2 separate regions of the Homo sapiens genome follow, and region 1 is linked to region 2. The links are chromatin loops, found by intact Hi-C in ENCODE. Cell type or tissue: ascending aorta. All regions are shown on one strand. Each heading gives the region's core, and the rest is flanking DNA. Links, peaks and the distances in the headings are about the cores only.

What was found. Hi-C counts contacts between places; a loop is a spot of excess contacts. Peaks named below come from ENCODE experiments on the same cell type or tissue, not always from the same donor. Only the 100,000 strongest peaks of a DNase experiment are listed, where the experiment ranks them.
Region 1: it touches region 2 in a loop (8-fold over the local background); 8 of 110 quality-filtered maps call a loop at or near these places.

Annotation. Positions count from the first base shown.
Region 1 is chr20:31,800,989-31,817,496 of GRCh38, reverse strand. TPX2 (TPX2 microtubule nucleation factor) reads right to left here. Exons shown (of 18, transcript NM_012112.5): 18 at 15,697-16,508. The coding sequence ends at 16,417. It also overlaps the pseudogene ATP5MFP7. Among named protein-coding and RNA genes, the nearest start is that of MYLK2, 10 kb to the left of the region's middle. RefSeq lists an enhancer at 1,011-1,813. In ascending aorta, for the core only: no CTCF peak of the experiment used is centred there; a DNase peak (open chromatin) is centred at 7,036; H3K27ac peaks cover 6,820 bases.
Region 2 is chr20:31,663,222-31,679,729 of GRCh38, reverse strand. It overlaps BCL2L1 (BCL2 like 1), which reads left to right. Exons shown (of 3, transcript NM_138578.3): 3 at 13,644-15,272. The coding sequence ends at 13,781. It overlaps BCL2L1-AS1 (BCL2L1 antisense RNA 1), which reads right to left and starts at 4,622. Exons shown (of 4, transcript NR_187576.1): 1 at 4,515-4,622; 2 at 1,374-1,462. It overlaps LOC124904883 (a long non-coding RNA gene), which reads right to left and starts at 8,625. Exons shown (of 3, transcript XR_007067559.1): 1 at 8,540-8,625; 2 at 8,045-8,154; 3 at 5,483-5,546. RefSeq lists a cis regulatory region at 3,702-3,719 and enhancers at 3,639-3,783, 4,090-4,384, 4,717-4,766, 4,787-4,836, 2,651-5,995 and 3 more. In ascending aorta, for the core only: no CTCF peak of the experiment used is centred there; DNase peaks (open chromatin) are centred at 4,639, 8,889 and 9,289; H3K4me3 peaks cover 1,745 bases; H3K27ac peaks cover 8,000 bases.

The DNA.
Region 1 (16,508 bases), core at 3,179-11,178, 140 kb before region 2:
GAAAGGGAGCTTCCACTTGCTGAGCACCTGTCATTCGTTTTAGCCATCTTGCCTTTAAGCATCATCTTGATGATAACTCTGTGGGGAGCGCTCATCTCATTTTCTGCATGAGGACGAGGAGAGTTAAAGGAATCAGTAGCTTGCCCAAAGTCACTCAGCAAGGAAGGGAGTTGAGCTTGGAATGTCGTTCTTCAAACTCCAAAGCCCTCTTCCCTTCCTAAAATGTCCCAGCCTGTGCCTTGCCCCCTTCTCCCTGCTGAGTAACCCCTTTGTGGATCTTGCAGCATTCAAAAGGTTGAAATGTTTCCTGTCCTAATGCGGATCATTAGGACCTCCTGGCCCTCTATCTGGCCCAGAGCATGTTTTAGTTTAATTTGGAATGTTGGGTCCCCTGCTTCTGGCCTCCCCACAGTGCCCCAGCTGATCCCACCATTGGTTGACACTGTCTGGGAGCCCCCTGAAGGCCAGGGGCTAAACACATCCCCAGCACAGAGTGGACTTGCCCATCAGTGTCTGATGAGTAAATAACTGATTAACCAGAAGGCTCCAGACTGGAGTTTGTTACCTCCCTATGCTGGACCTTGCTGGCATCTCCTTGTTATTATTGTGGTTATCAATACCAGTCATTTATTGAGTGCCCACCAACGGCCAGGCCAGACTATGCCAAAGATCCAGCTCCCTGGATCCTCAGAAGGGACTGTAGGGGCCAATGTTACACCATTTTAAAGGTGTGGAAACTGATGCTCACAGAGGGAAGTGGCTTGTCCCCACAGTCACTCAGCTAGTGAATGGCTTCAAACTACCCACATTCAAATCCAGAGCCACCTCCCAATGAGACCAAAATCCAGCCTGGGACAACTTCAGGGGCATTAGTGCTACTTTTGTTATAATTATTATTCCCAAATAATTACTCTTATTGAACTCTTTCTAAAATGGACCAGGCCCTGGGGTAAGCAGCTTCATGAGTATCCTTCCTTCGAGTCTTACAACTCCCTACCATGCAGTGATTAGGAGATCTGTCAATGAAGCGCTGCGACCAGTAACTGTGAGCTTGGAACAATGTCTTCACCTGTTTCCTCATCCGTAAGGAGAGCATCTGCCTCCCAGGAGGTAGATAAAGCATTACAACAGTGAGTGTGAGCATAGCGAGTGCTGTATAAATGTCAGCTCTTTAATCCCCATTTCACAGATGTGACAGGAAAACTGAGTCACAGGGCAAAGTCATAGAGTTGGGATTGGACCCATCTAACCCAAGGCTCTGCTCATAACTGCTCTGCCCCATTGCCTCCCTCTCACAGCATGGCTGCGAGCATTTAGCCAGCACACATGTAAAGAGTGCCCAATGGCACAGTACCTACAGCACTGTGGGGGCCTGATAATGTCGTGGACACCCCAGGTAGAGGGTTCATCTGTTCCCGCCAGCTCCCCTGCAGTGCCTCCCACTGGGATGAGAGTCTGGCCTGGTTCCGAATCTACGGGACTGCCTGCTCCAGCCAGCTGCTCCCTGGGAGTCCCCAAGCTTCTCAGCACTCCCTTGGAGGCACAGGGGTGGGGCACGGGGAAACTTCCTCCACCCACCTAGGGGCTGCCAGAGCCCCTGCCCACCCTCAAGAAGGGGCTTCCCCGCCCTGCACCAGCTGTGCAGACACCCTCTTTGCCTCTACAGGGGCAGGACAGGAAGTGGGGCAATGCCAAGACCAATTAAACCCGCCAGGGGAATTAAGGTCAGCAGGATGCAATTATGCCTGTTGGATTTAACAAGGCCAGAGGGAAGGTTTCTCCAGCCAGAGTTCACGGCTCCTTAGGCCTCTTGCCCTGTGTAGCTCTGCCTTCCAGGAGCCTAGGCTTCCAGGCTCACCTAGCTCTGGAAGAATGTGTTGGGGGTGAAGGGGTTAACTTCACCCAGGCACTGCTTCCTTGGCTCTGGAGAGGAAATCAGTTCAGCCAAGAGGCTTTAAAAGGACCTGTTCGGAGAAGTCATGCCCAGTCTGACCCTCTCCCTGCCCAGCTGTGATGGAAAATCCAAAGAGTTGAGCAACAACCTTTCTGACTCCAAAGAGAGCAGCCAACTCCCCTCACAGCCTTCCCTCTGCTCCTGTTTGAGAGCCACTCAAGGCTGCATTAGCACGTTGTTTTCTCTCGCCCTCTCCCACCTTGGACCCCTGAGCCCAGGGCCTTGGCAGGACCTCTCAGGCCTCTGGAAAAGCCCTAGGTAAGGTTGCTGTCCTTACAGCAGACCCTGTCCTTCCAGCCAAGCTAGTAAGCAGAGGTCTGTGGGCGTTCTGTGTGCAAATTGGACATAGGTTTCTCCGAAAACGCAATTGACACACTGTTCCATCCCACAGTTATAGAATTTTATTGCTAAGATTAATTACTGGGGGCTCTACTGTGACAAGGACTAAACTGGTCACTTTCAGGACACAGAGATGAAATTGGGGGAGAGCTATAGAATCACTGCATATTACATTTTAGGTGAAAAAAGACTATAAAAATCAACCATGCCTGTAATCCTAGCATGTTAAGAGGCCGAGGCTGGAGGATCACTTGAGCCCAGGAGTTCACGACCAGCCTGCGCAACATGGTGAGACCCCATCTCTGCAAAAAAATTTAAAAATTCGCCAGGCGTGGCAGTGCACACCTGTGGTCCCAAGCTACTCAGGAGGCTGAGGTAGAAGGATTGCTTGACACCAGGAGGTTGAGGCTGCAGTGAGCCATGATTGTGTCACTGCACTATGGCCTGGGTGACAGGGTGGGCCCCTGTCTCAATAAATAAATTAAATAAAAATCAGCCATAGAGCGGGATCCTTTTTGTTCAAAATATTTACAAAGAAGATGGCTGGAGGGATATAAATGGACATATTTACAGGCGTAGAAATAGAGATTATTTTTATTCTTTATTCATCTAGATTTTCCAACTTTTTTGGAAATGACTTGTAACTCTTAATCAGATCAATAAGTAATTCCAAATATATCAACGTGGACACAGATTTCTTCAGAGAGAAAATGGTAAGAGCTATAAAACACCATGAAAGGACTTCTTGGCTCAGGGCCTCAGAGAACTCGCAATTCAGCTACTGCAAGGCTTTCTCAGTAACTAAGCCCCAGAGTTGGTTTAAAATGAAGCCTCCTGGCTGGGCGAAGTGGCTCATGCCTGTAATCTCAGCACTTTCGGAGGACAAGGCAGGCGGATCACTTGAGATCAGGAGTTCAAGCCCAGCCTGGCCAACATGATGAAACACCATCTCTACTAAAAATATAAAAATTAGCCGGGCATGGTGGTGAGCACCTGTAATCCCAGCTACTCGGGAGGCTGAGGCATGAAAATCACTTGAACCCAGGAAGCAGAGGTTGCAGTGAGCCAAGCTTATGCCACTGCACTCCAGCCTGGGCAATAGAGCAAGACTAAGTCTCAAAAATAAAAATAAAATAAAAAATAAAATGGAGCTTCCTTGGAATGAGGCCCCAGAAATGTCTATAAACCAGCATTTCAGGTGATTTTTCATGCACATCCAAGTTCAAGAACCACCAAGTCAGAGAGCCAGCTCTCTAGAAAGCATCCTGAGAGCCTTGGAAGAGGGAACAGATTTGAGGCACTGTCCTGACAGTCACCCTGGTGCAGTCAGTGGAGAGCTTCCAGGATTCATATCCCTATAACCCAGGGCCACACTTCTCAACCCTGATGCACACTGAAAACACCTGGAGAGTTTCTACAACTCTTGAAGTCTGAGCCCCTCCTCAGCTCAGACCAATTAAGAACATTTGGAGTGGGGCCCAGAATGTTGGTATTTTTAAAAATCTCTCCAAAAGATTCTGATGTGTGGCAGGGTGAAGAGCCACTGATCTAAGGCTTTCCTAGGACAGGAACTTCATTTTCTTTTTTGTATGTTTCTTTTTTTTTTTTTTTTTTTGAGCCGGAGTCTTGCTCTTTTACCCAGGCTGGAGTACAGTCGTGCAATCTCTGCTCACTGCAACCTCCACCTCCTGGGTTCAAGTGATTCTTCTGCCTCAGCCTCCTGAGTAGCTGGGATTACAGTTGTACACTACCATGCTCAGCTAATTTTTTGCATTTTTAGTAGAAACAGGGTTTCACCATTTTGGCCAGGCTGCTCTCAAACTCCTGACCTCAAGCAATCCACCCACCTTGGCCTCCCTATAATCCCAAAGTGCTAGGATTATAGGCGTGAGCCACTGCGCCCAGCCAGAAACTTCAATTTCTGTTTCCCTTGAATGCCCTCCAACATAAGGTAGGAAAAATAGTACACACAGCAGGTATTCTTTCTGACGGTGTTGACTGGGTACCCCATCCCAATATCTGAGACCCTTGGAGTCCAGATGCCAGTGCAAAACAGATGCAGACTACATCACATTCAATTTCATATCCCAAGTACCTAGTACAATACGTGGTGCTGTTGTGGTTAGTAGTAATAGCCACTAACGTTCATTGTGTATTTACAATGTGTCAGACAGAGATATTAACTCTTTTAATCTTCAGAGCAACCTTATGAGGTAGATACTATAATCACTCCCATTTCCAAAAGGAAACTGAGGCACAGAGGAGTTTCAGAGGTAGTAAATGGCGGGCTGGAATTTAAATCCAAACTCTCTTGCTCCAGAGCCCTCACATTTAATTACTACTCCGTACCACAAAGCAATGCCCATTGAAAAATAAATTCATAAGTGAGTGAAGAATCAGTTTGGTTGCCCTAGGGCCTGACATTCAGTAGGTGCTCTGTAAATGTGGAAGAATAAATGCACCTACTTGGTAGGACCCTGGAACAATGGGAAACCAAGAGCAGCCCCTCCTTCATTCCTCCTCTCCCATTCCAGCCCAACTTCTGCAGCATAAACAGCAAAGCCAAAAATAGCGATCTAATGACGTCAGACGAACAAGGTCATCTGAAAATTGCCCACAGCCACTGGACACCTCCCTATAGGATCAAGTAGCAGGAGGGTACCCCAGGCTGGTGCAGCTGTTCCAAGAACAGGAAACGTCCCGGGAGCAGACTTGGAAGCACCATCACATAAAGGCAGAAGCAGTAGGGGGAAACCACAGACATACCAAACAGTAGAAGCAAGACCAAGTGTGGAGTATAGACCTAGAAGATAAGAGTAATTCGACTTTATCTGCACTAGAAGTCACTCCCATCACCCGATCCCAGGAAATGGCTCGAGGAGCAGAGAATGCATGTTCTGTCCTCTTACACAGGACAGCTTCCCAGCCTGCCATTGCGCTATTTATAAAACTTCAGGTCCGTTTGCTAAACTGGGCTACCATAAGAACCAGGGGGTGCATGGCAAGCTCTGAGCAGCTGCTGGGGGAAGAAGACCCTGCCTGAGATGGTGAGGGGCCTCCAAATAAAGGATGAGGGGTGGGCTAGGCAAGGCACCTCCTGGCTGCAATCCACTTGGCACGGTGACCACCTTGGCTATCATTCAGGCCTGCTGAGGCTTGTGACTTAACTGACTGGCAGCTGCCACATCCCTGACGGGATCCAGCATGGTCCGAGATGCCCGCTGTGCTGACAGGGTGAAAGCAAGGAGAGGACCTGCCTCCCAGTGTCTGAGAAGCTTAGCTGGAGGTTCCCACAGCAAGGTCAAGAGTTCAGTGAGGGCTCCAGCTCAAATCCAGAAAAAGCCAGGCCCTATCCTCCTGGAGCTGGCTCTGGTCAAGGGATGCAAGTTGCTGCGGTAGAAAGGACACTGGAGGGCAGATGGACGTGGGTCCAAATTCTGACTCTGCCATTTATTAGCAGCATGACTTTGGATGAGTAACTTAAACTCTGAGCCTCGGTTTCCTCATCTGTCATATGACTTGTTGGAAGAACATATGGAAAAGCATTCTTCCCTCCGTCTTCATTCTGGGAATGGAGTCTTGGCTAAGGAGATAAAACATCCACTCAACAAGCTCAGCAGCTCTCCCGTGTCTAACTCAGTCAGACTGTACAAAGGTGACCCCTCAAGGGGCTGTGGAAGGGAGGAAGATGTTCTCACCCTGAGACAGGCTCTTGACTGGCTGGGCACTAAGGTCACAGGAGAGTGGCTGCTGGCTCCTTGGCCCATGGGTACCTGCATTAGGAGACCTGTTGTCTGTCAGGATTTGCAGGTCCCTCTCCTGGCACAGTGGTCCTCACACTTAGGCACGCATCACTGTCCCCTGGAGTGCTTGTTAAAATATACGTTGCTGGGCCCCACCCTCAGCGTGCCTGACTCAGTAGGTCTAGTGTGGGAATAAAGAATTTGCATTTCTAGTCCCTGATGATGCTGTTGCTGCTGGGCCACAGACCACACTCTGAGGACCACTGTCTTAGAGAATAAAAGTCCCACAGGCCAAGATGCTTAGGCCTCTGAGTAGCTCACAAGAGTAGCGTTGTGGTGTATGTGGGGAAACACAGAACACTGAGACCCAGTCATCAGTACAGCAAATGTTCCAAGGAGAGAGAGATGCACAAAAAGTGAAGCTCTGGCCTGGCGCGGTGGCTCACGCCTGTAATCCCAGCACTTTGGGAGCTTGAGACCAACCTGGCCGACATGGTGAAACCCTGTCTCTACTAAAAATACAAAAAAAATTAGCCGGGCCTGGTGGCAGGCACCTGTAATCCCAGCTACCCGGGAAGCTGAGGCAGGAGAATTGCTTGAACCCAAGAGATGGAGGGTGCAGTGAGCCGAGATGACACCACTGCACTCCAGCCTGGGCGACAGAGCGAGACTCTATCTCAAAAAAAAAAAAAAGTGAAGTGGTTTCATGAAGGGGAGGCGCACTGGCAACCCCTCCCAGCTCCTGAGTGACTGTGTGCTCTGTGTTGCTTCCCCCATTCGTTTTCTATTGCTGCAGTAACAAACTACCAAGAGAGAAAAAGCCTCTCTTGCTTGAACAAACTCCCATGAACCTCCTCCCCTGCAGAGATGTCTCCCTGCTTCTTTTGGCCAGCTGTTAACTAGAAGCTGCTGACCCTATCCTGTCAGGTTGTTAGCTGTGGGAAAATAGCAAAGGCCTCTGGCAATCCTTGGTGACACAGCCACTGACAACACTGAATATGTGACTCAAGCACGGCCACTCTGAGTCACACTGGCTAGCTGGGTGGGTAACAGTCACCATTGCTGCCCACAGTGCCTTTGGGGCATGGTAAGGCGGGAGAGAAATTCCCCTCCACTGTGCTAGAGGAAGGGTCCTTTCTAGCAAGATCATTCTAACTTCTATGAGGAGACTGAGACCCAGAGAATATAAACAACATGTTCAAAGTCACAAAGCGAGAGCAGCTCTCCCAGTTCCCAATCTAGGGTTTATTCCATGAAATAATTCTGTATTTCTCTTGAACCCTGTGCCAGTTATCCAAAAATAACCCAGGTCTCCTTGTCCATGAACACGTAAAAACTGAATCGCAACGGAGAGAAACAGAAAAAGAACAAGGTAAAGTCCATTTTATGGTGACATCCTTAAACTGCCTCCAACAATAGAAGGATTACTTCCAAAATAATCTCAATCTTGGGGGGGAAATCATATCTTGGATGGGAAGGACTTCTTTGTGGCAGTCTGCAAGAATTCACTGAACATTCTATGCAGTCTTTAACCAGTTCCAAGGTCAAGAAAAACATCAGAAAATATGTGTGCGTGTCAAGGGGACAGAATTATTCAGGGATTAGTCCCCTGGAGTGATCTGGGCTAGATTTCCGTTTCCAGAACAACCCTTGGAAAGTCCTCAACAAGATAGAACACTGGTCTCCAACATACTTCGTTGAAGTCCACATGGAAACCCAGGGACAGGAGAGCTTGCTCTCTTGCAGGGATTGAACAACTGGCTATAGAAGACATATAAATATAAAAGTAGGGCTGGTTTGGCTTAAAAAACTGCCTAGAAAAAAATCTAAAAATATTTAAGCTGAAAGGAGCCTTATTAATTGTTCCAGCTCAATCTTATTTGACGGATGTGGAAATTGAAGCCCCCAAAAGAGGAATAACTTGTTAAAGGTTACCCATCATTTCTCTAACCGGAGTGAGATTATAATCCCACCCTTCTTCCCAAAAGACACATCACAGCCCCAGGTAGAGTCTTTGTTTTGTTTTGTTTTGCTTTGTTTTGTTTTTCTAGATGGAGTCTTGCTCTGTCGCCCAGGCTGGAGTGCAGTGGCATGATCTTGGCTCACTGCAACCTCCGCCTCCCAGGTTCAAGCGATTCTCCTGCCGCAGCCTCCTGAGTAGCTGGGATTACAGGCGCCTGTCACCACGCTTGGCTAATTTTTGTATTTTTAGTATAGACAGGGTTTCACAATGTTGGTCAGGCTGGTCTCAAACTCCTGACTTTGTGATCCACCTGCCTCGGCCTCCCAAAGTGCTGGGATTACAGGCGTGAGCCACCGCACCCAACCTCCTGGTAGAGTTAAGAAAGACTAAGAGCTTTCTCCTTTCAAATCTGATCTAAAGTAGAGACAACAAATCTACTTGAAAATGTGGCATCCCAAGACTTTAAAGAACATAACTAGAATTATCTCCAGAAAGGCTTTGTTAAATGCCAATGAACGTTGTCTCTGGACATGGGTGTTAGTAATGTTGACATCATATCAGCCAAAAAGAGCTTTCCATTCAGCAAATGTGCAAGCCAGGATAATGTCATTAACTATGCTTTTGGGAAGGGCTTCTATTCACTTTCAAGCTTATATTTTAATTACAAACATAGACTGGTAAGTGGTTTGAGAACCACCATTTAAAGTTTAGAGACAGCAGACACCAGGACTCCACAATGGCATCAGTCATACCAATGAAGAAGAAACTCATTCATGGATGTCATATTAGTAGAGCTGCCAAGCTGGATACTGATTTTACCACCAAAGGCATTGTTGAAGCGTTTCAAAGAGGTTACCACAGATACTATTAAATACAACAAGCATGACAACATGAAAAAAGGGAGTGTCACCAGGGTTTCCATGGTGCTGGCAGCTTACGTGCCTTTTGGCCACTGCCTTTCTTATAAGGAGCTCAAACATAAGAACCACCGAAGAGGGGCCAGTGTGGAGAGCACACTCCGCACTCTTGACCATAACCTCCTTGGCCCAGAATCCCTCCATGAGGAATGTGATCATTGCTGAATCTTTTTATCCAAATGAAAATAAACCTCCAAATAAAAGATGACTAGTAAACAATAATAATAATAAAGTTTAGAGACAAACATGATGTGTTAGGGGGAAGCAAATGCAGACAATTCTGTCCTGCAAATAGAGCTAAGAAAAATCCTTTGTAAAATAAGCACTTTCAATGTGGAGAAGCAAACTCAGAACAATGGAATAGCATCCTGCTGTTAAAATTGGTATTTACAAAGTATGCAATAATACAGGAAAAATGAGTTACTATTATGCTAAATGAAAAATAATACCAGCTGGGTGCTGTGGCTCACGCCTGTAATCCCAGCACTTTGGGAGGCCGAGGCGGGTGGATCACGATGTCAGGAGTTCAAGACCAGCCTGACCAACATGGTAAAACCTCATCTGCACTAAAAACACAAAAATTAGCCAGGCGTGGTGGTGCGTGCCTGTAATCTCAGCTACTCAGGAGGCTGAGGCAGGAGAATTGTTTGAACCCGGAAGGCGGAGGTTGCAGTGAGCTGAGATCATGCCACTGCACTCCAGCCTGGGCAACAGAGGGAAACTCCGTCTCAAAAAAGAAAGAAAAAGAAAAGAATACTATATATATACATATACATATATATATATACATACACACACACACACACACACACATATATATATATATAGAGAGAGAGAGAGAGAAAAGCTCTACTATGTATAAAACCAAAGTTTTACAAAAGAAAAAAAAAAACCCCACTCATCTGTGTCACAGAGTGTCCCTGAGTATGGTGATAGAGGTGCGTCAGTGCAAGGCTACAGCCTTCTCCTCTCTCTTCACCACTAAGCAAGCTTAAATAAGGCTGCCCCAGACTGCTTTTCACATTACAAGTTATGACCACTGACTAGTATCTTGACCCACTGGAAATGTCTCCCACCCTTGCTCCTGAAAGAAGACCTGAGACCATCAGTGCCCAAACAAGCTGGGCAATAGCACTTGGATGCAACTCTTCATGCATTCACACACCTGCAATGTTCTGGGACACCAGTCCCATGCTATGTGGGTCTCTTCAGATCTGACAGCCCAAGTTTCTATTTCCTCTCTGACCAATAATGCTTTAAAAAAAAAAAAAAAAAAAGGTGGGGGAAGGGCATTTGATGCCATCAGACCAGGTTTAGTCTGTTGAAATCATTCTTTCATGATAAAACCTAGTACTTGCTTAGGCCTTTCCCCTGACCCTCCTGGTCTGAGTGAAATGTCAGCATTTGTGAAGCTGTTTCAGGAAGCTGATACTTTCAGCACATAGAGCCATGGTTTGGCCTGAGCCCAGACTCTTATTCATTTACGAGGAGAATAGCAAAAATCATCAAACATTTCCAATGTCAGCAACCTTTACTACAGCTTTAGAAAATAGAGTAGGTGTGCAAGAAGACAGGGAAACAAGTAAAAAGCATGCTTTTGTCCCCAGGCTTTTTTGTAGCAACTACACTGGCTTCAGCTGGATAACAAATTGTCCTGGAATTCTTGGCTTTGGAGCAAACATGTCAGCTCCCTGGTTACGCCTTCGTCATTGCCCAAAGTACCACACACTTTAACCTTCCTGCTCTTTCCATAGGCCTGGGTTTGTCCCGTATCCAGGAAACTTTATATGTTGTCTAAACTGAGCATCCCAGCAGGCTACGAGGCAGATGGCAGCTCAGGATTCAGAATGTTGACCAATTCCTACCTGGATCCACACCACCAAGCTGTAACTCAGCCTGCCTCTGCAGAAATAGGAGCCCAGCCACGTGGCTAACAGCTTTTTTAACTGCTGCTCTCAGCAATGAGGAACTTCCCCAGCAGACAAGATTCAGTAAGACGGCCTTCATCGAGAGAAATGAAAAGGAAGCAATATCAAGATTGATCCAACAGGATATACAGGTTCAACCAAACACTCAAGACAATACGCAAGCCCCCAAAGCTCAATTAAGCCAGGAGGAGATGAGGACCAGGTGCTGCTACCTTGCCCTCTAGTCCTTGGGACCTCAGGTCACAAACCCAGGACATCATGCAGGTCTGCCTCCATGTCACTAGATTGTCATAAGAGGCTTCATACTTGTCAGGAAGGAAGCCAGGACATGCCTGAGGTGGCACCTGAACTACATCTTTAAAATGCACAACATGTATGAAAAAACCAAGGTACAGAGTGTAAAGTATGATGCTATTTGTGTAAAAAAATAAGAGAAGGAGGGTAGGTAGGAGTATGTATAGGAAGAAACAGTCTCTGCAAGGGAACTTAAGAAACTGGCAGCACTATCTCTGGGGAGGGGAGCTGAGCAGTTGGGAAGAAAAGGCAGGAGGAAGACTCTACGTTTGTATCTTTTCAATTCAGAACTATGTGAATGTATAACCTTTTAAAGAACAAATTAAAATTTTTAAAAATGCATAATGCTACTACTATCTTATTTCTTTTAAAAAAAATGCTCTATGTGTGTGCTCAGAGAAAACATTCTGGAAGAATCCTATTGCGAACCATGGGTTACACTGGGACGTGGGAGTAGGGGAAGGAAGGAGACTTTCGTGTTTTATTTCATACAGTTAGTAGCATTTTACTTGTTTCCAAAAGGCAGTACTACTTTTGCAAATTTTACTTTAAAAAAAAAAAAAAAAACCTTTACAAACTGCAACCTCACTTTCAAAAACAATCCCTAAACTCCCACAGCACTCTGTCTCACATTACTGAATCACATCCCATCTTGTGTTACGATTATTCGTGTCCAGGTCTCATCTCTGTTAAATGCTGGAGCAACTGCAACTTTGTTCTGTCTACCATGCTGGCTCCACTTCCCAGGGACAAGACTCTAGAAAAAAGACCTGGTAAGGAATAAAACAATCAAAATGGTAACCAAGCAATTACACAGGACAAAACAATCAACCAAAGCTAAGAGTGAGCAGTAATCTTATACATATATTAATTAGTACAAGAATATCGCTGGGCGTTGTGGCTCACGCCTGTAATCCCAGCACTTTGGGAGGCCGAGTCAGGCAGATCACCTGAGATCGGGAGTTCAAGACCAGCCTGACCAACATGGAGAAACCCCCTCTCTACTAAAAATACAAAATTAGCCAGGTGCATGCCTGTAATCCCAGCTACTCGGGAGGCTGAGGCAGAATTGCTTGAACCTGCAAGGCAGAGGTTGCAGTGAGCTGACAACACGCCACTGCACTCCAGCCTGGGTGACAACAGCAAAACCCCGTTTCAAAAAAAAAAAAATATCAGCAATAGGAAATCATGGCCAAGTTAAAAATGCACTGAAAACAAAGCAGCATGCTTCCCAGATTTCCCAGAATTCCCAGGAATTCTGACAATCTGCATGTGTGTATGTGCTAGGAGCTTTGCAAAATAGCCAAGCAAAGGCCAGGCATGGTGGCTCACACTTGTAATCCCAGCACTTTGGGAGGCTGAGGTGGGCAGATCCCTTGAGGTCAGGAGCTCGAGACCAGCCTGGACAAAATGGCGAAATCCCGTCTCTACTAAAAATACAAAAATTAGCTTGGTGTGGTGGCATGTGCCTGTAATCCCAGCTACTCAGGAGGCTGAGGCAGGAGAATCGCTTGGAGGCAGAGGTTGCAGTGAGCCAAGACAGTGCCACTGCAGTCCAGCCTGGGTGACAGAGCGAGATCTCCCAAAAAAAAAAAAAAAAAAAGGCGAGCAAAAAGTAGCAGCTAAATTCTTAAAATTCAGTAAATTCTTATCTCAGGATATGTTCTTTATTTAGGAAAATTCCTGAGTGACCTGAGTGTGGAAAGATGATGCTCCTATTAGCACATGGCCTGAAGGGATGAATAAAATAATTTTTCTGTAAAATGCAAGCAGAAAGTTTGAGTTTCTGGGAAAAATGGGAGAGTGTGCTAGAAAAATGAAGGTGATGTGCGGTGGTCCAGAAAAAGAGGGCTCAGTACTAGGCAAGAGACCATGTGGTGGAGGAAAAGATTGCCCCTGGGAAACTGAGAAATTTTGGGAAGCAAGAGGCACTGAATGTTGACATCTCAGTGTTAAGCTACTTTCTCTAAAGTAATGTAACTCCTCTTTGTGGCCTCTAACAGACTGTCACTTATTACCACTGACATGAGTTTGCACAGGGGATTATCCAGAATGGAGCAAATGGGGCAGAAGGATCCCTCACATCCATAATTCTCAGTAACACTCCCAAAACCCTCAATCTGAGGGCCGGATTTATTCCCCTGCCTGAAACAACAACGAACAAAACCAGACAAGGTATATGAAAAAATGATTCCAGATGGAAATACATGAATGATAGTGATAGAGGAGAAATGCTGATACCAGTAGAGAGAAAATCTACAAAGAACAGACACAGAGATCAAGAGATAAGCAGAAGTGGAAAAAAACAAGAGGAAATCAGAAAAAAAATGAATGCTGCTGTGAACCCACAAGAAATAAAAGGACTAGGGTAGAACTGGATTTCTCACAGTACAAGGGATGGACCCTGTCTCTGTTTGGGGCTGACACCTGGGTGCCCTCTATAAGAAAGAAAGGTGCCCACCTTTCTTTCACTCTCCAAATCCAATCTGTTAGGAAGTCTTGTTAGTTACAACTTTAAAACACATTCAGAACCCAACCACTTCTCCTCTCTGCCACTGCTACCACCCTAACCCAAGTCACTGTCAGCTCTCACCTGCACAACAGCCGAGAACCTCCTCGCCTTCCCAATTACAATTTCACATGCCCCCGACTCCCAACCCATCTATTCACATAGCAGTCAGCACGTCTGTCACCTTACACAAGAGCTTAAATTATTTGCTTACTGTCTCTCTCTCCTACTAAAATGTTAGCTCCATGAAGGCAAGGTCTTTTTTTTTGTTCATTGACGTATTCCCAGAGACTAGAACAGTGCTAAGGTATACACAGTCATCCCTCAGTATCCGTGGAGAATTGGTTCCAGGACACCCCTTCATTCTCCACTCTTCACGCATCAGTTTATGGGGGTTCAGGAGGACCAGGATCTGCAAATCATACTGTGAGAAACACCATCTTGCTTTGTCAATTAATGCTGGGACTACAATGACTTGTACATAAGAGATTCATATATGCTCACTGAATAAAAAAATGAATATAAAATAAGTTTCAGGTCATATATGGTACCTAGGACTAGCCTGGGCAGAATCCAGATGCTTTTGTATCTCCTAGCACACGCAATGAATGATAGAGTTGATACTCAAAAATGATGTGAATTCTAAAAGAAAATATATTGTTTAACATGGACCTAAGCCAATTCTGTGCCAGCCACAATAAACAAGAGATGGCTATGGCAATTCTTGTCTTCAAGGAACTTACATATCTGTATCTCTATTAATTTGTGAACAAGTTCAAGTAACTCAGATATAGTATAACTGCTCTACTCGAGATGTATACAAGAAACATTTACGAGTCACAGCCAGGCGCGGTGGCTCATGCCTGTAATCCCAGCACTTTAGGAGGCCGAGGCGGACGGATCACGAAGTCAGGAGATCGAGACCATCCTGGCTAACACAGTGAAACCCCATCTCTACTAAAAACACAAAAAATTAGCTGGGTGTGGTCACGGGCACCTGTAGTCCCAGCTACTCGGGAGGCTGAGGCAGGAGAATGGCGTGAACCTGAGTGGCGGAGCTTGCAGTGAGCCAAGATCACGCCACTGCACTCCAGCCTGGGCGACAGAGTGAAACTCCGTCTCAAAAAAAGAGAAACATTTGGGAGTCACAAAGAAGGAAGTGACCATCTTTACTGAGGAGGTCAGAGGTCAAGGAAAGATTTCTAAAAAAGATTTAACTTAGGCCGGGCGCGGTGGCTAACACCTGTAATCCCAGCACTTTGGGAGGCCAAGGTGGGTGGATCACTTGAGGTCAGGAGTTGGAGATCAGCCTGGCTAACATGGTGAAACCCCATCTCTACTAAAAATAGAAAAATTAGCCAGGCATGGTGGCACACACCTGTAATCCCAGCTACTTGGGAGGCTGAGGCAGAATCGTTTGAACCCAGGAGGCGGGAGGCTGCAGTGAGCAGAGATTGTGCCACTGCTCTCCAGCCTAGGTGACAGAGCGAGACTCCATCTCAAAAAAAAAATTTAACTTGAGCTGAGTCTTTAGGGAAGAAGGTACAGTCTGTGTGAAGGCATAACATACATGATTAAGTGGTTACTGAGAGAGAGTTAACAGAATATGGAGATATTCTGACATAAGACAGAAAAAAATTACAAAGTACTGTCCTGGGCCGGGCATGGTGGCTCACGCCTGTAATCCCAGCACTTTGGGAGGCCGAGGCGGGTGGATCACAAGGTCAGGAGATCGAGACCATCCTGGCTAACACGGTGAAACCCTGTCTCTACTTAAAATACAAAAAAAATAATTAGCCGGGAATGATGGCGGGCGCCTGTAATCCCAGCTACTCGGGAGGCTGAGGCAGGAGAATGGCGTGAACCCAGGAGGCAGAGCTTACAGTGAGAAGAGATCGCACCACTGCACTCCAGCCTGGGCGACAGAGCGAGACTCCATCTCAAAAAAAAAAAGTTCCTGGACCCACCTCTCAAACTACCCATTTCCCAATAAGATGTGACCTCCAAAGGGGCTTAACAGATTTAAAAACATCAAATAACACAATCAGGGAGGGAAAGACAAAACGTATTTATTCCAGGCCAGGTCTTAAAATGCACACTGCACGGTTCCCTGTTGTTATCAGCACCAGTAAGGAAAGAACGTGCCTTAACGGCAGCCCCACCCAGAGCCTGCTGCGTGGCTGCTGTGAGGCTCCCCATGAATCCACGCAGTCTTCTTCCTCACTGGTGCAGTTGGTGAGGTTTTCTACCCTCACAGCAAAGGGATCCTTAACTATAAATTCACGGTATGCAGAGAAGAGGACAGAATCTGATTTACTGATTGTTCCTCATTTAAACCATGACTTAATCTCTATCTTAGGATTTAACTATCTTTATTTTCTGGTTAAAATTTTTAAAAAAAGTGGGGAGAGGGTGAGAGTCGTAAGGGGCAATAGCAATAGAGATTACACTGTGCTGACACAGAGACTAAATTCTAGTCAGAGTGAAGACCCATATAAAAGGCCGGCTGATGGTTTAAAGGAAGTAACTACATGGAGTCTAATCGAGACATTCATGAGTTACATCTCATTATTAGCCTTAGTAATGTAAGAAAACAATTCTCAACAAAACTGGAGTCCACAGTTGTCAAGTATGCTTTCTCAGGCACGGGTAGGTAAAAGTCTGGAGAAATGGGTTCTCTCCATGCCCAATGACAAAGCAAGACGGTCCTAGGTTTGAGGTTAAGAGCAGGTCCCATTGCCGGGCGGTATCCGCAGCTCACAGCTGAGTTTAGCAGTGGAATCGAGTGGAGAATTTGGGAGATACAGGCACAGTCAGAGGCTGGTCACTTGACTTTATCTCCAGACCCTGGTACTTGCGTA
Region 2 (16,508 bases), core at 4,294-12,293:
ATCACACCACTGCACTCCAGCCTGGGCGACAGAGACAGAGTGAGACTTCGTCTCAATTAATAACGATAATAATAACAACAGCAGCAGCAGCAGCTAACATTTACAGAACGCTTACCATGGACCATTGAACTCTGCTGCTAGGCCTGTGAAGTAAGTACAGCTGTTTTCATTTTGCAGCCGGAACACCAGGCTTGGAGGGGGAAAGTGTCTTGCTCCAGGTCCTGCAACCAGGTAGTCACAGAACTAGGGTTGGAAGCCACACTGTCTCACTCCAGGGTAGGGAGGCCTGAGACCAGGCTGTGCTCTGTCCCTGTATGAAGCCTTGGAGGTATCCCTTCACTTCCTCTGGGCCTCAGTTTCTTACCTGCTCAGGATCGAACCACACATCTCTGTGACGCTCTGAAATTTCTGGTGGTCCACAGGCCACATCAAGTGGGACAGTGAGTTGCTTCCAGGCCTCCTGGTGGTGGTGCTCTGGGTATTGACTGTGAACAGCACACCTCTGGGTGCCCCCTCCCTCGACATCAGGCAAAGTACCCTAGCCCTCTTCTCACCATCTCAGGCATCTTACTGTTCTGCACCTTAAAGGGGTAATGGACTGGGGCAGAAATGAATAGGGTAGAAAACAAGAAGGAACCCACTCCCTTGTCTGGTGCAGATCAATGTTGGATGCTGCAGAGAAGAGTATGAGGCTGACAGTCAGTGGATGTGGGTTTTGTTTCCCAGTTCCATCACATCACAGAATAGAAGGAAATGCAACACCGTGGGTGCCTTCAGCCCTGAGTTTTTGGTTACATGGGGTGTGAGCATTCATCTGTACAGTGGGGAGAGAAGGGTGTTGCAGGGATTTGCTCCCTTCCCCAAATCCTCCAGAGCTGTTGCCTTCTGCTGTGGAATTCCAAACATTTCTGATCAGATAAAGGTGGCTGAAAATACTTGGGACTTGTCTGGACTAGTTGGAGGCGGTGCTGGGGTGAAGAGGTCGAGGCCACAGGAGCTAGAGCGTGGAAAGATCTAGCCTTGCCCAGGAGTCTGCCTGGTCATAGATGTGCCTATTGCTCTCTTCCCCTGGAATCCTGCAGGTTCAGAGCAATGCCCAGCGGGCTTTGAGGTGGAGAAGGATCAGACTCCTTTGTGGCAACAAGTTCTCCTACTTCAGAATGTTGCTTCTCAATTTACACACTAATTACTGGATCTTTTGGATACCCCTGAGAGAGAGAACCCTGGTAGTCACTCATCTGTCTGCATGAGTTACTTTCATTCTCCTTATGCTGTAGCCCTAGACGGAGCCCTTTGAGATGATTCCCACTTCATTTGACAGTTGGGGAAAGGCCCATACTTTCCCAGAGTCTCAGGCAGGGGAAAGGACTCACCTGCAAATCAGCGATGGAACTGGGAAACAAAATCCACATCCACTGACTGTCAGCCCAGTACTCTCTTCCCCACAGCATCCAGCACTGATCTGCATCAGACAAGGGAGTCGCCATAGCTTTGGGTGGAGAGGAGGAAGGAGAAGCTGCTTTGGACTATGGAGCACTTGGGGTCAAAGACCTCAGAAAGAAGTCCTAGTTTTTGGAGATTGCTACCCCATTCCTGCCTGTTGCCTCAGCACAGTGCAAAAGATGCCTTTTCTAGAACTTTCCCATAAGCTTCCTGTCCCCTTTCCTTATCCTGAGAGAAAGTGTCTGGAGAATACTGGACACCTTGCATAATCACCTGCTATATTGGGGCCTCTTTCTAGTTTTGCCAGGCAGTGAGGAAAGGGATGAAGAGAGTGGGAACTGGCCTTTCTTCTCTTCCCTCCTCTCTGTCCAACACTCAGCCAGACTCTTCAGCACCTTCTCTGGACCCAGCACTGGGCAAGGCCTAGGGGACAGAGCCCATGGTCAGATGGGGGAAGAAGTGAGCAGCTAGGCTCCTTGAGAAAGTGACCTGTGGATTAAGACCTCAGAGATAAGTGGGACAGAGCTTGGTAGAAGCACCAGTGTGGGCAAAGGTCCTGAGTCTGAACAGAACATGGCATGTGAGGAATGAAGCAGCCTGGCCCTAGGTGAAGCTGAGAAAACCCTGCAGGCCCTTGTAAGCCATAGAGAAGGCTCCGAGACACAAGCTGAGCCATGGTCTACTAGTAAGAACAATAAACCAGACATTTACTCAAAGTTAACTATGTGCCATGCACAATTCTAAGACCTTTACATGTATTAATTTGAATCCTCATGGTATTCTTTTGAAATAAGGACATTTTGGGCCAGATGCAGTGGCTGACGCCTGTAATCTCAGCACTTTGGGGGGCCGAGGTGGGTGGATCATTTGAGGTCAGGAGTTTGAGACCAGCCTGACCAACATGGTGAAATCCAGTCTCTACTAAAAATACAAAAAAATTAGCCAGGCATGGTGGTGCATGCCTGTAGTCCCAATTACTTGGGAGGCTGAGGCAGAAGAATCACTTGAACGTGGGAGGCAGAGGTTGCAGTGAGCCAAGATTGTGCCACTGCACTCCAGCCTGGGCGACAGAGTGAGACTCTGTCTCAAAAAAAAAAAAAAAAATTAAATAAGGATTTTTTTAATCCGCATTTTACAGATGAGGTCAAAAGCAAAATATCTTAATCTAGTTTGCAAGACTTATTGGTTCTCTGCCTGCTCTGTGCTCTGGCAGCCCAGCTTGGTAGAGAAGTAGAAATTAATTGCCTTTATCCAGATAGCACTTCCATTTCACAAATGAGACAACTGATACTTGGAGGAGAGCAGGAGAGCAGCAGCGGAGAGAGAGCAGAACTAAGACCAGCCAGTCAAGGGAGACAGAGGGAGACGAGCATCAGCTCCCTGACAGGGAAGAGTTTTCCAACGGGGCTGTCCGAAGATGAAATGTCCCACCCAGGAAGGAGGGAGCTCTCCATAAGTGCATAAGGAGAGAATGCCCTCGAGATGACTACCAACTCCCATGGGTGTGGACCATCAGAATGAAACAGACCCACTGTGGGACTTCAGCACTCCACCCTTCTGAACCCTGTCTGTGAAATGGGGGTGTTCGTGGTGAGCTTGAGTATTACATGGAAGGTTGGATGGGCATGCTGTAAGGTCCCTGGAGTCTCCGACTCTGTTCCAAGGGTGAGTATTGGTTTTTCTCACCCTGGACACTGGGAGAAGAATGGAGGGCTGTGGCCATCTACTTACGAAAGAATAGGGAGTCACCAGGGTTGAAATGAGAGAGTTGAGATGACGGGAGGCATCGGAATCCCAGGGGATGAGCCTATATGAGCACATAGCAGCCACCCAGGAACAGTTAAATGTTTGGACTCTGGAGACAGACTGCCTGTATTCAAATCCCAACTCTACCACTTGTGGCCTCTGTGACCTTGGGAGGGTGATTTATCCTCTCTGCCTCTGTTTCCTCATCTGTAAGCTGGAGAGTAATAACAGCATGTACTCGGTGGGATTATTGTGAGGATTAAGCAAATTCTTTACACACGAAGCACTTAGCACCATGCCTGGTACTTAGTAAACATCAGCTGTTTTATCTCCATCGGTTCCAGGGAAGGAGGTTATGAGCCCCCAAATGAGCATCTCTGCCCCCAGTAAATGCTTTTCTGAATTCTCTCTCTTTGCCCCCAAGCCCATCACCCTGGTTCTGAGCCAGAGAGATGGAGAGCCCACACTCGCACTGCTAGGCCTGATAGCTTTCTCGATTCCCCAGCGGAGGTGTTATCTCCTCCCGGCACAACCGCTTCCTTTTCTGAGAAATGCAAGTGCATCTGTCAGGCACAGCTTCTTAGAACTAATGGTGGGGGAGGAGGTGGAGGAGGAGAGGCTGGCAGCTGAATTGAACAGGTCAGAGTTGGAGGAAGATAAACATGAAGTTTGTTGTGAGGATACCACCAAATATTCCCTATAGCCCAGATGGCTTGAGCCCTCTATGACACCCCCTGATCTCACCACTACTGCTAGGGAGGTCAAGGCAGGAGAAACTGAGGCTCAGAAGCCAAAAGGCTTGCTGTGGCACCCACCCATACCTGGGCCGGCTGGACTGAGGTGTTGACCCCAACACAGTCTTGCCACCCCTCTCTTTGCCCTGCCTCCACTGAGCTGCTTCTCCAAGTTGCCCACCTCCAGGCCTATGTTTCCGTGGGGGAGAGGAGAAAGGCCATGTTCTTCTCACATCTCGGGAGCCAACAGCTCCCCTGGGAAAACCAGAGGAAGTGGATTCCAACCACAAACCTCACTTCTTCCGAGTCTCCGCCTGCAACTCCCTGCCAAAAGAGTGATAAGGCCTCTCCGTTTGCCCTACCCCCTTCCTACCATCTCCCAGCGATCTTCTAGCAAGGCCATGTTTGTCTATTCAGCACACATTTATCAGCCTCTCCCTCAGGGAAACTGAGGCCAGGAGCATAAGGTGACTCTGCAGGTGACTCACAGCCTGCCAATGCAGGGATGTGAGAAGGACAGAACAAGGTACAGTTCTGGTGTCCCTGGCACTTTTCCTGGCTGCTAGTAGCCTCTTCCTCTTCTCCACCTACCTCTTTCCTGAAATAACCAAGCAGGAAGGAAGCAATGGGCCTGGGCCCTCCAGAGTCACCCAAGAGGAAGGAAGGGTTCGTCTGGCACAGGCATGCTTGTTCCTCACTGAAGCCAGGACGGAAGGGTTTCACTTTCCCTCCTGGTCTTCGTCACATCCTTTTCCTGTGGCACCAGTTCCCCTCAGCTGGCAGGAGCCAGTGCTTATTCATTCAGCTGATGGCCTCAGGCTACTTTACCCTCCTTGACAGACCCAGGGCCATGGCCCTGGCTCAGAATATGGGGTTTGCTGCCAAACATACTGGGGCTTAAAAATGGCTTCCCTTTTTTTTTTTTTTTTTTTGAGACGGGGTCTCATTCTGTCGCCCTGGCTGGAGTGCAGTGGTGCTGTCACAGCTCACTGCAGTTTCAACCTCCCAGCCTCAAGCAATTCTCCCACTTCAGTCTCCTGAGTAGCTGGGACTATAGGTGCATGCCAACACACTCAGCTAAATTTCTAAGATTTTTCTTATAGAGATGGGGGTCCCACCATATTGCCCTGGCTGGTCTCGAACTCCTGAGCTCAAACAGTCTGCCCACCTTGAACTCTCAAAGATGCTGGGATTACAGGTGTGAGCCATCACAGCTAGCTGCCACTTATCCACTTTAGCTAGGTCTCAGTATCTCTGAGCCTCAGGTTACCTGGACTTAGAATGAAGGCCTTCCTCAGCCACAGAAGTACATGGACCTGGCCCATGATTGTCCTTTAGAAACTGAGCAGAGTACTGCATCAACGTTAGGAGTAAAGGCACTGAACCAGATTGCTGGTGTAGGCATCCCAGTTAGGTCACCAGCTCACTACATGGCCTTGAGCAATTCACAGATCATCTGTGGGCCACATATCCATCAGCTATATGGGTTAATGGTAGTACCCACTGACAGAGTGTAGAGACAACTAATGAACTAATCTACAAAAAAACCAAGAAGAGTACCTTACAGAGTATGTGCTCAGGAAGTGTGCGCTGCTGCTGAAGTCACTAAGGAAGTCAGGTTTTCTGTGGGTAGAGATAGCAGGGTCTAAGATGGCAAGATTGGACATCAGAATGAGTGTGAATGAAGTACTATCTTGGATAGATTAAAAGAAAAAGAATGGTGTGAGGCCAGAACTCAGACAGATCCTACTCTTGCCACTTCCTAGATAGGGATCTTGGGTAAATTCTGGAGCCTCCATTTTCACATATGTAAAATGGGGCTATTGATAAATGTTATGAGGATCAAATGAAAGCATTCATTTGTTCTTCTAAAATAGATTTATTTAGAATGGCATCTGCTGTGTTCCAAGTATAGCACACCAGGTTCTAGAGATACAGGTGACAGAGCCACACACAGTCAAGTGGGGGAGACAGGACAAAAAATAATCTCTCAAGTGAATATGATGATTGTACATGTAATTGGGAAATATGGCCTAGTGTGCATAGACTGCTTTATAGCTCAGTGCCCAGCACAGGTGAAACACTGAAATGTTTGGTAATGGTCAGCTGTCATAATAATAGTTTTTTGTTTCTTTGCTTTTATCTTTTGTTTTTTTGAGACAGGGTCTCACTCTGTTGCCCAGGCTGGAGTACAGTGGCCCCAAACATGATTCAATGCAGCCCTGACCTCCCAGGCTCAAAGATCCTCCTCAGCATCCTGAGTTGCTGAGACCATAGATGCATACCACCACACCCAGCTAATTTTTTTTTTTTTTTTAATTTTTTTGTAGAGACAGGGTCCTCCTGTGTTGCCCAGGCTGGTCTCAGACTCCTGGGCTCAAGCAATCCTCCTGCCTCAGCTCCTAAAGTATTTTATTACTGTTAACAAGTAAGGGCTGGGTGCGGTGGCTCATGTCTTTAATCCTAGCACTTTGGGAGGCCAAGGAAGGTGGATCACCTGAGGTCAGGAGTTCCAGACCAGCCTGGCCAACATAGTGGAACCCCACCTCTACTAAAATTACAAAAAATTAGCCAGGTGTGGTGGCGGGTGCCTGTAATCCCAGGCAACTTGGGAGACTAAGGCAGAAGAATTGCTTGAACCTGGGAGGCTGAGGTTGCAGTGAGCCAAGATCATGCCACTGCACTCCAGCCTGGGCAACAGAGTGAGAGGCTATCTCAAAAAAAAAAAAAAAAAAAAAGCAAGGACACCATGGACCAGAGAGGTGAAGTAACCTGCTCAAAGTCACACTACTTGGAAGAAGTGGGAAGGGTGGGCACAGTTGCTCATGCCTATAATCCCAGTACTTTGGAAGACCAAGGTAGGAGGATGAGGCCAGGAGTTTGAAACCACCCTGGGCAATGTAGTGAGACTCCATCTCTCCAAAAATTTACAAGAAAAAAAAAAAGAAGGAAATGTGGGCAGTGAAGCCAGGATGGGAACTAAAAGATCAGATTCAAGTAGGGACTATACTTCAGCCTCTGGCTGGTCCTCTGGCACTTGGGCCCCTTTCCTCAGGGCATCATGCCAACCTTTTCACCTGACTTCTACAGGGTCACAGGCACCTACAAGGTGACCTGCATCGTTCAGTTGGCTGCCTCTGGGCAGAGATCTAGCTGAAGTCAGTCTGTGCCTGTCTGAGTAGGTCCTGGGCCAGACTTGGTCCCTGCCTGCACTGAGCCCCCAGACTGTTGGGGGAAACCAGGCACACAGAGGCCATCAACCCAGGAACACCCCTCCTCTCCCTCCCACCTCAGGGCCTTTGCACTTATTACCTCTGCTAAAACAGGCTTTTTTTTTTTTTTGAGACAGGGTTTTGCTCTTGTTGCCCAGACTGGAGTACAATAATGTGATCTTGGCTCACTGCAACCTCCATCTCCTGGGTTCAAGCAGTCCTCCTGCCTCAGCCTCCCAGGTAGCTGGGATTACAGATGCCTGCCACCACACCCAGCTAATTTTGTATTTTTGGTAGAGACAGGGTTTCACCATGTTGGTCAGGCTGGTCTTGAACTCCTGACCTCAGGTGATCTGCCTGCCTCGGCCTCCCAAAGTGCTGGGATTACAGGTATGAGTCATTGTGCCCGGCTCCCCCAGATATTCTCTGTCACCTCCCCAGGACTTAAAACCCTATCATCTCTAAAATTATCTTTTTTTTTTCTTGTTATCCTCTCTGCTTCCCAGTAAGACAGGGTTTCTCAACCTTTTTTTTTTATCATCCACCCCTGCAAGGAGTCTTTTTCAGATTTTTTTGTCCTAATTGCCCTCCCATGAAATTTGAATACCTCAGCTATACTATACTATATATAGTATATATAGATATAGATATGTATAATATATAATATATAGTATATGTAAAGTATATATATAGTATATACAGTACTATATATACTACATATTGTGTGTATATATATGGTATATATAGTATAGTATAGCTGAGGTATTCAAATTTCATGGGAGGGCAATACCTATATACTATATATACTATATACTCTATATCTCCTTATGTGCTGTGGCCCTGTGGAGAGCCACAAATCACTGTAATGTCTAAGAATGCTTCACTTCACGCCATTGGAGGTGATCTTACCACCATTGAGAATGGACTAGAACATAAGCTCCATGGAAGCCTTGCTCACGGCTGAGTCTCCAATGCCAGCCTCAGTGCATACCCCTGGTATAAACAGAAGTCCAAGGAGTCTGGGAACAGAAAGGAGACATTCATCCCAGAGGTTGGGGAGGGATGAGCAGGGAAGAGGGGACTCCAAAATGGAGTCCTATAGGCTTAGTAGGGGTTGGTTAACTGAGGAAGATATGGAGTGACCAGTTAAAGGACAGTGTTGGCAAAGGCACCAGGGCCTGAAGCACTCAGGAGTATGTAGTGTGGGGCCATTCCAAGTGGGTGGCCAGGACTGTTGAAGCCTCTTGAAGTATTGGAAGAAGGACCTTGAAAGTGATACTAGCCTGGGCATCTCCTAGGGGCCAAGTCAGGAGACCCAGTTTTCTAGTGTAGGCTCTACTACAAACCAGCAGTGGAAACGTAGAATGGGCAGGTGGGTTGGCCTTGCTGACTTCATGGGCCTACCTGGCTAGGAATCCATGACTCTCCTGTGGAGGTCATTAGCCATTGCCTGTCGCCAGTGGCCCTACAAACCCCCACATGGAAGTCAGCTACCCCACTTTCCTCTTAACTCAAGCAGAGGATGCAGACAGGCCCTTGGGCCTGGGTCTCCTAGAAACCTTTGTGACATCAGAGACCTCCCTACAACCCACTCTTAAACCTCATCCCCTGCCTACCATGCCAGCCTGGTTAAAACCAGTGGGAGCCACCCAAGGTGCAGTAGGGGCTTATCTCTGCTTTTCCAGACCAGGGCTGCTCTGCAATCCTGTTTATTTATCCAGAGCAGCCGCCTGCTGAGAAAATGGCTCTGTTTATTTCCAAGTGTGTCGTGTGAACCATGGGCTAAATATACCCACGCCACCGCCTCTCCAGCACCCGCCCTGGAACAGCACGCCCCATTTTGCTCATGCTGTCTCCGCAAAAGCAATCCTTAGAATCCACACCCCTTGGAAATACTACTCCCCTTCCCCAGGAAAAGAAGCTGAAATGGAAATGAAGGTTGTCATGACCAGGAACACATGAGTGGAAGCTGGGGCAGGTGAAATGAGAATGTTTCTATGGCACTGAAATGAGAATGTTCCCTCCACCCAGGAATGACTGTTTCTGGACAGTGAATGCTTTGTGCCCTTGTGGGGACAGCGCCTGTTTACTCCAACCCAGCCCCAGAGCTGAAAATTTCCTGTGGCTGCCAGCCGTCTACTTCAGGAAAGTTCCCATCAAGGGAGCCAGGCCTCTCCCATTTTGGCTGCAACCCCAGTGTCCCTGGTTTCTTGAGAGACATTTGGCCTCTTGGGATAACCAGGGCCTTCTCCTATGCTCTTCATAGTGTGGAACTCTCCCCCATCACAGATAAGCCTATTTTGTGACTCCACCTGGGTGTACTTGGGAGCAACAAAATCAAACCTCCTGTAAGAATATTTTTGTCTGCCAAGACCCGCAGAGGCTAGCTAGGATGGAGAGGGAGACAGGGAAGCATAGCCACGGCCCTAGTGCCCTCCTTTCCCCAGATCCTCCACCTCAACCCTGCTCCCACATTCCTTCTCCTGGAAATCCATCCTTTCAGCACTACTGACAGGACAGGTCCCTCCAGCCTCCAACTTCAGGGAAGTGTCCTGACATAGCAGCCCTCCCTTTGAAGCTAGGCAGTCTTGCAGTTTGATCCCGACTCTGCTATCTGTTTGCTGAGTGTTCCCTGCTTTAAATATCAGGCATCTTATTTGTGAAATGTGGCTCAAATCTACATCTCAGGATTCTGATGAAGATGAAATGGGATACCAATGCCTGACATGTAGTAGACATGCAATACATTTGTTAACTCATGTATTCTCATGTATTTACAGAGCAAGACACTGTTCTGAGCACTGGGTGTATAGGAACGAGACAGGACCTCTGCCCTCATCAAGACACATCTAGTATAGGCCGAGGGCAGTGGCTCACGCCTATAATCCCAGCACTTTGGGGCTGAAGAGGGCAGATCACTTGAGGTCAGGAGTTTGAGACCAGCCTGGTTAACATGGTGAAACCCCATCTCTACTAAAAATACAAAAATTAGCTAGGCGTGGTGGCAGGCGCTACTCGGGGGGCTGAGGCAGGAGAATGGCTTGAACCCGGGAGGCGGAGGTTGCAGTGAGCCAAGATTGCACCACTGCACTCCAGCCTAGGTGACAGAGCAAGTCTTCGTCTAAAAAAAAAAAAAGACACATCTAGTATGGAAGACACATCACAACAAAAACAAAGTACAGAATCTAGTTATGAGAAGTACAGCTTAATGGGGGAAAAATGTGGTGAGGTGGTGAGGCCGGGCATGGTGGCTCACGCCTGTAATCTCAGCACTTGGGAGGCTGAGGCAGAAGGATCCCTTGAGCCCAGGAGTTTGAGACCAGCCTAGGCAACAAAGTGAGACCCTGTCTCTACAAAAAATTTAGAAATATTAGCCAGGCATGGTGGTGTGTGCCTGTAGTGTGGCAGCTACTCAGGAGGCTGGGGCAGGAGGATCATCTGAGCCCAGGAGGTCAAGGCTGCAGTGAGCCATGATTGCGCCACTACAGTCTAACCTGAGTAACAGAGTGAGACACTGTCACAAAAATTTAAAAATTAAAAAATAAAGCACTGAGAAGAAAAGCTGGCATGGTGGTCATTCTGTGTAGTGTAGTTCCTGTAATCAGGAGGCTGAGGCAGGAAGATTGCTTGAGTCCAGGAGTTCAAAGTCAGTCTGGGCACATCTTTTAAAAACAAGAAAAAAAAAATGGTGGCTGGGCATGGTGGCTCATGCCTGTAATCCCAGCACTTTGGGAGGCCGAGGTGAGCAGATCACCTGAGGTCAGGAGTTTGAAACCAGCCTGACCCAACGTGGAGAAACCCCGTCTCTACTAAAAATACAAAATTAGCCAGGTGTGGTGGCACGCGCCTGTAATCCCAGCTACTTGGGAGGCTGAGGCAGGAGAATCGCTTGAACCTGGGAGGCGGAGGTTGCAGTGAGCTGAGATCGCGCCATTGTACTCCAGCCTGGGCAACAAGGGTAAAACTCTGTCTCCAAAAAAAAAAAAAAAAAGGCCAGATATGGTGGCTCGTGCCTGTAATCCCAGCACTTTGGGAGGCCGTGGGCGGATCACTTGAGGTCAGGAGTTTGAGACCAGCCTGGCCAATATGGCAAAACCTTATCTCTACTAAAAATATAAAAATTAGCTGGGCATGGTGGCACATGTCTGTAATCCCAGCTACTCAGGAGAATCGCTTGTACCCAGGAAGCAAAGGTTGCTGTGAGCCCAGTTTGTGCCACTGCACTCCAGCCTGGGGGACAGAATAAAACTGTGTCTCAAAAAAAAAAAAAACTGAGAAGAAAAATCAAGGAAGGTAAGGGGACAGGCAGAGAGAGACGGGGGTGGTGTACTGTTTTAGACAAGGCAGTCAGGGAAGGCCTCCCCTAGGAGGTGACATTTGAGGGGAGTCATGGTTGTGAAATGAGGGAGTGAGGCAGGCGACGACCTGGGGTCAGGTGCTCCAGGCAAGCAGGAACAGCAGACTCCTGCGGCAGGAGACGTTGGAGGAACAGCAAGGAGGCCAGTGGGACTGGAGTGAAGTTCAGGGGACAGGGGTGGGGAGGAGGCCAGAAAGTGTTGGAGCCAGATCCCACTAGACCTTGCTGGCCAGAGTAAGGAGTGGGGACTTTATTTCAGGTGTGATGGAAGCCCTGGGAAGGTTGAGAACTTGGAGTGACTGAATGGAGTGTGCTTCTGCAAGGGCTGAGATTCATGGGTCACTGCTCTCTACTGCCTTAATGTTGAGGATTCCTTCAGTCAAATTAGCAGCTCAGTGCACATGGCATTTTGCTAGGTACCAGGGATACAAAAATAAATGATGCTGCCCTTCTAAGTGCAGGAGAATGCTGCTGGAGGGCTTCCAGTGTTCTTAGAAAGCTCTGTGTGGAGCATGGACTGAGGGGGTTGTCAAGACTGGAAGTGGGCCACGGCAGGGGTCACAAGTGAGCAAATTGATAGGTGAGACCTGAGGCCAACTGGAGATGGCATGCCTGTCTTGAGGGAGCAGCCACTCGGCCATTTGGGACTGGTTGGAAATGTAGGCCCAGTGTGGCAGAGGTCTTGGTAGAGAGGCAAGAACCAGCCAGTAACTCATTCATTTTACACACACACACACACACACACACACACACGGTACTATGGTACTTCCTTTTTTTTTTTTGAACGGAGTCTCTGTCACCCAGACTGGAGTGCTGTGGTGCGATTTCTGCTCACTGCAACCTCCGTCTCCCGGGTTCAAACAATTCTCGTGCCTCAGCCTCCTGAGTAACTGGGATTACAGGTGCGTGCCACCACACCCGGCTAATTTTTGTATTTTTAGTAGAGACAGGGTTTCACCATGTTGGCCAGGCTGGTCTCGAACTCCTGACCTCAGGCAATCCACCCACCTCAGCCTCCCAAAGTGCTGGGATTATAGGCATGAGCCACCGCACCCAGCCTGGAACTTACTTCTTTCTTACATATTTCTAGGTGCCAGATGCCAGTTTTAGATTCTGGCTCCACCACTGACACAGCTGGGTGACCTTGATCCAGTCCCTGGACCCTCAGAGGCACAGCTTCTTGGCCTGTAAATGGGGAGAGACAGCCTGCATTGCAGAATTGTTGGGAGGATTAAAGGACAAATTGGGTACTACGCTTACTCATAAAAGTTATGTTCTAAGCGTCCTTCTCCCTGCCCCACAGGCTGCTGCACCCTGGGCTGGGTAATTTAGCCCACAGCTCCTCCTTCCCCCTGTCATGTGCTTCCCTTCTGACTTAGATTCAGGGCAGAGGGCTGTTGATCACAACCTCCTGGGCCCAGAGTCACACCCCCTGCAGTGGAGGATGTCCGGGACAAGGCCTCACAGACCCCGTGATGGAGGCCTGTCAGTCCTGCATCATTGTTACCCTCTCTCCTCTGCCCTGCTCTTCTTGTCACCAACCTGCCCACCAGAGGCTCCCTCCAGAGGGAGGAGCCTCTGGCTGAAGTCCCAGGACCCATTCTACCCCTGAATTGGCCTCAAATGACCCTGGGGATTTAGCCCTGGGCTTCCTTATCCCTCCCTCTGGTGCAGCAGTAGAAAATCTGAGGCCTAGTGGCTCCACACTCCACACTACCCTCAGACTCAACTCTAGGCTCCTTGCGGCTTCCAGGCCACGTATGGTCTGGCTCTTGCTCACCCCTGCACCATCATCTCCCCCATGCCCTCCTCTCCTGCACTCTGCTCCAGCCACCTGGCTTCCATCAGTTCCCTGACCCTGCCCATCTCGTTCCCACCTTGGATTCTGGAGTAAGTGCTACTTCTTGACTTACCTCAGACAGGGCACTTTCCTCCTCTCTACCTGTTTCTCAGCAGTAACATGGTTTGATTATCACCAATGGAGGGTCAAGAAAGAGGACCACCCTTAGCCCTTTACCTGGCCCAGAGTGGGCACAGATGGCTACAGTTTTTCACATCACCAAGGCCATAGCATGCAGATGGCCCCTTTCCCCACCCACCTACATCACTCTCTGAGGACTAAAACTGCACCTTCCTTCTCTCTCCCTGCAGGATACTTTTGTGGAACTCTATGGGAACAATGCAGCAGCCGAGAGCCGAAAGGGCCAGGAACGCTTCAACCGCTGGTTCCTGACGGGCATGACTGTGGCCGGCGTGGTTCTGCTGGGCTCACTCTTCAGTCGGAAATGACCAGACACTGACCATCCACTCTACCCTCCCACCCCCTTCTCTGCTCCACCACATCCTCCGTCCAGCCGCCATTGCCACCAGGAGAACCACTACATGCAGCCCATGCCCACCTGCCCATCACAGGGTTGGGCCCAGATCTGGTCCCTTGCAGCTAGTTTTCTAGAATTTATCACACTTCTGTGAGACCCCCACACCTCAGTTCCCTTGGCCTCAGAATTCACAAAATTTCCACAAAATCTGTCCAAAGGAGGCTGGCAGGTATGGAAGGGTTTGTGGCTGGGGGCAGGAGGGCCCTACCTGATTGGTGCAACCCTTACCCCTTAGCCTCCCTGAAAATGTTTTTCTGCCAGGGAGCTTGAAAGTTTTCAGAACCTCTTCCCCAGAAAGGAGACTAGATTGCCTTTGTTTTGATGTTTGTGGCCTCAGAATTGATCATTTTCCCCCCACTCTCCCCACACTAACCTGGGTTCCCTTTCCTTCCATCCCTACCCCCTAAGAGCCATTTAGGGGCCACTTTTGACTAGGGATTCAGGCTGCTTGGGATAAAGATGCAAGGACCAGGACTCCCTCCTCACCTCTGGACTGGCTAGAGTCCTCACTCCCAGTCCAAATGTCCTCCAGAAGCCTCTGGCTAGAGGCCAGCCCCACCCAGGAGGGAGGGGGCTATAGCTACAGGAAGCACCCCATGCCAAAGCTAGGGTGGCCCTTGCAGTTCAGCACCACCCTAGTCCCTTCCCCTCCCTGGCTCCCATGACCATACTGAGGGACCAACTGGGCCCAAGACAGATGCCCCAGAGCTGTTTATGGCCTCAGCTGCCTCACTTCCTACAAGAGCAGCCTGTGGCATCTTTGCCTTGGGCTGCTCCTCATGGTGGGTTCAGGGGACTCAGCCCTGAGGTGAAAGGGAGCTATCAGGAACAGCTATGGGAGCCCCAGGGTCTTCCCTACCTCAGGCAGGAAGGGCAGGAAGGAGAGCCTGCTGCATGGGGTGGGGTAGGGCTGACTAGAAGGGCCAGTCCTGCCTGGCCAGGCAGATCTGTGCCCCATGCCTGTCCAGCCTGGGCAGCCAGGCTGCCAAGGCCAGAGTGGCCTGGCCAGGAGCTCTTCAGGCCTCCCTCTCTCTTCTGCTCCACCCTTGGCCTGTCTCATCCCCAGGGGTCCCAGCCACCCCGGGCTCTCTGCTGTACATATTTGAGACTAGTTTTTATTCCTTGTGAAGATGATATACTATTTTTGTTAAGCGTGTCTGTATTTATGTGTGAGGAGCTGCTGGCTTGCAGTGCGCGTGCACGTGGAGAGCTGGTGCCCGGAGATTGGACGGCCTGATGCTCCCTCCCCTGCCCTGGTCCAGGGAAGCTGGCCGAGGGTCCTGGCTCCTGAGGGGCATCTGCCCCTCCCCCAACCCCCACCCCACACTTGTTCCAGCTCTTTGAAATAGTCTGTGTGAAGGTGAAAGTGCAGTTCAGTAATAAACTGTGTTTACTCAGTGAACAAAGAGCCTGGGCTCTTGTGTGCTCCGGGATGGGGAAAGGAGGGGCCGCTGGAGAGCTGGGTACTGGTCCTGGCTCTGCTGCCCTCAGGGGAGGGCCTTGGACAAGTCCTTCCTTCCTTCTGGGCCTGAATTTATCCACCTGTACGGTGACAGGGTTTTACTGGGTACATGCTGTGTGCTGGGCACTGGGGCTGCATGTGAACAGGACAGACACAGTCTCTGCCCTCAGGAGCTGACATTCTAGTGGGAGACACAGCCACTTGGCAAGTGTTTACTGAGCTCTGCTCTACACAGACATAGTCCTGGGCACTGGGGACTTCTTCAAACAAAACCTTTGCCTTTACAAGCATTCATTCTAGTGGAAGAGACAGACATAAGCACGGCTCTAGCTGCTGTAGGGTGTGGGGGAAAGGTGTGATGCCTTTCCTCACCCATCAGAAGGTTCTGTGACTGACATTCCTATAACAAAAGAAAAACAAAGTGGCAGTTCACACCCTGTAATCTCAATACTTTGCGGGTGGGGGATGGGTTGCTTAAGGTCAGGAGTTCAAGATCAGCCTGGGCAACAAAGTGAGACCCTGTCTCTACAAAAAAATTTTTAAATTAGCCAACCCAGCAAGGCCAGTCCAGATTCTTCTTGGCCTCTGTGTAGCATTCCTTCCTCTCCTGTACAGGAGACAAGACATAGGTCAGAGTATTTATTTGTTTTTTAAGAGGGTCTTGCCCCGTCACCCAGGCTGGAATGCAGTAGTGTGATAGATAACTGCAGCTTCAAATTCCTGGGCTCAAGTGATCCTCCTGCCTCAGTCTCTTGAGCAGCTGAAATTACATGTGAGTGCCACCAAGCCTGGCTAATTTTCAAATTTTTTTTTGTAGAGATGGGGATCTTGTTATGTTGCCCAGGCTGGTCTCGAACACCTAGCCTCCAGTGATCCCCATGCCCAGCCGAGAATTTGTGGCCAGCTTCTACACAGTAGAGCAGAGGAAGGTTACAGTAATATTTCTGTGTTTTAGCGGATCACGAGGTCAGGAGATCAAGACCATCCTGGCAAACACAGTGAAACCCCGTCTCTACTAAAAATACAAAAAAAAATTAGCCGGGCGTGGTGGTGGGCGCCTGTAGTCCCAGCTACTCGGGAGGCTGAGGCAGGAGAATGGCGTGAACCCGGGAGGCGGAGCTTGCAGTGAGCCGAAATCGCGCCACTGCACTCCAGCCTGGGCGACAGAGCAAGACT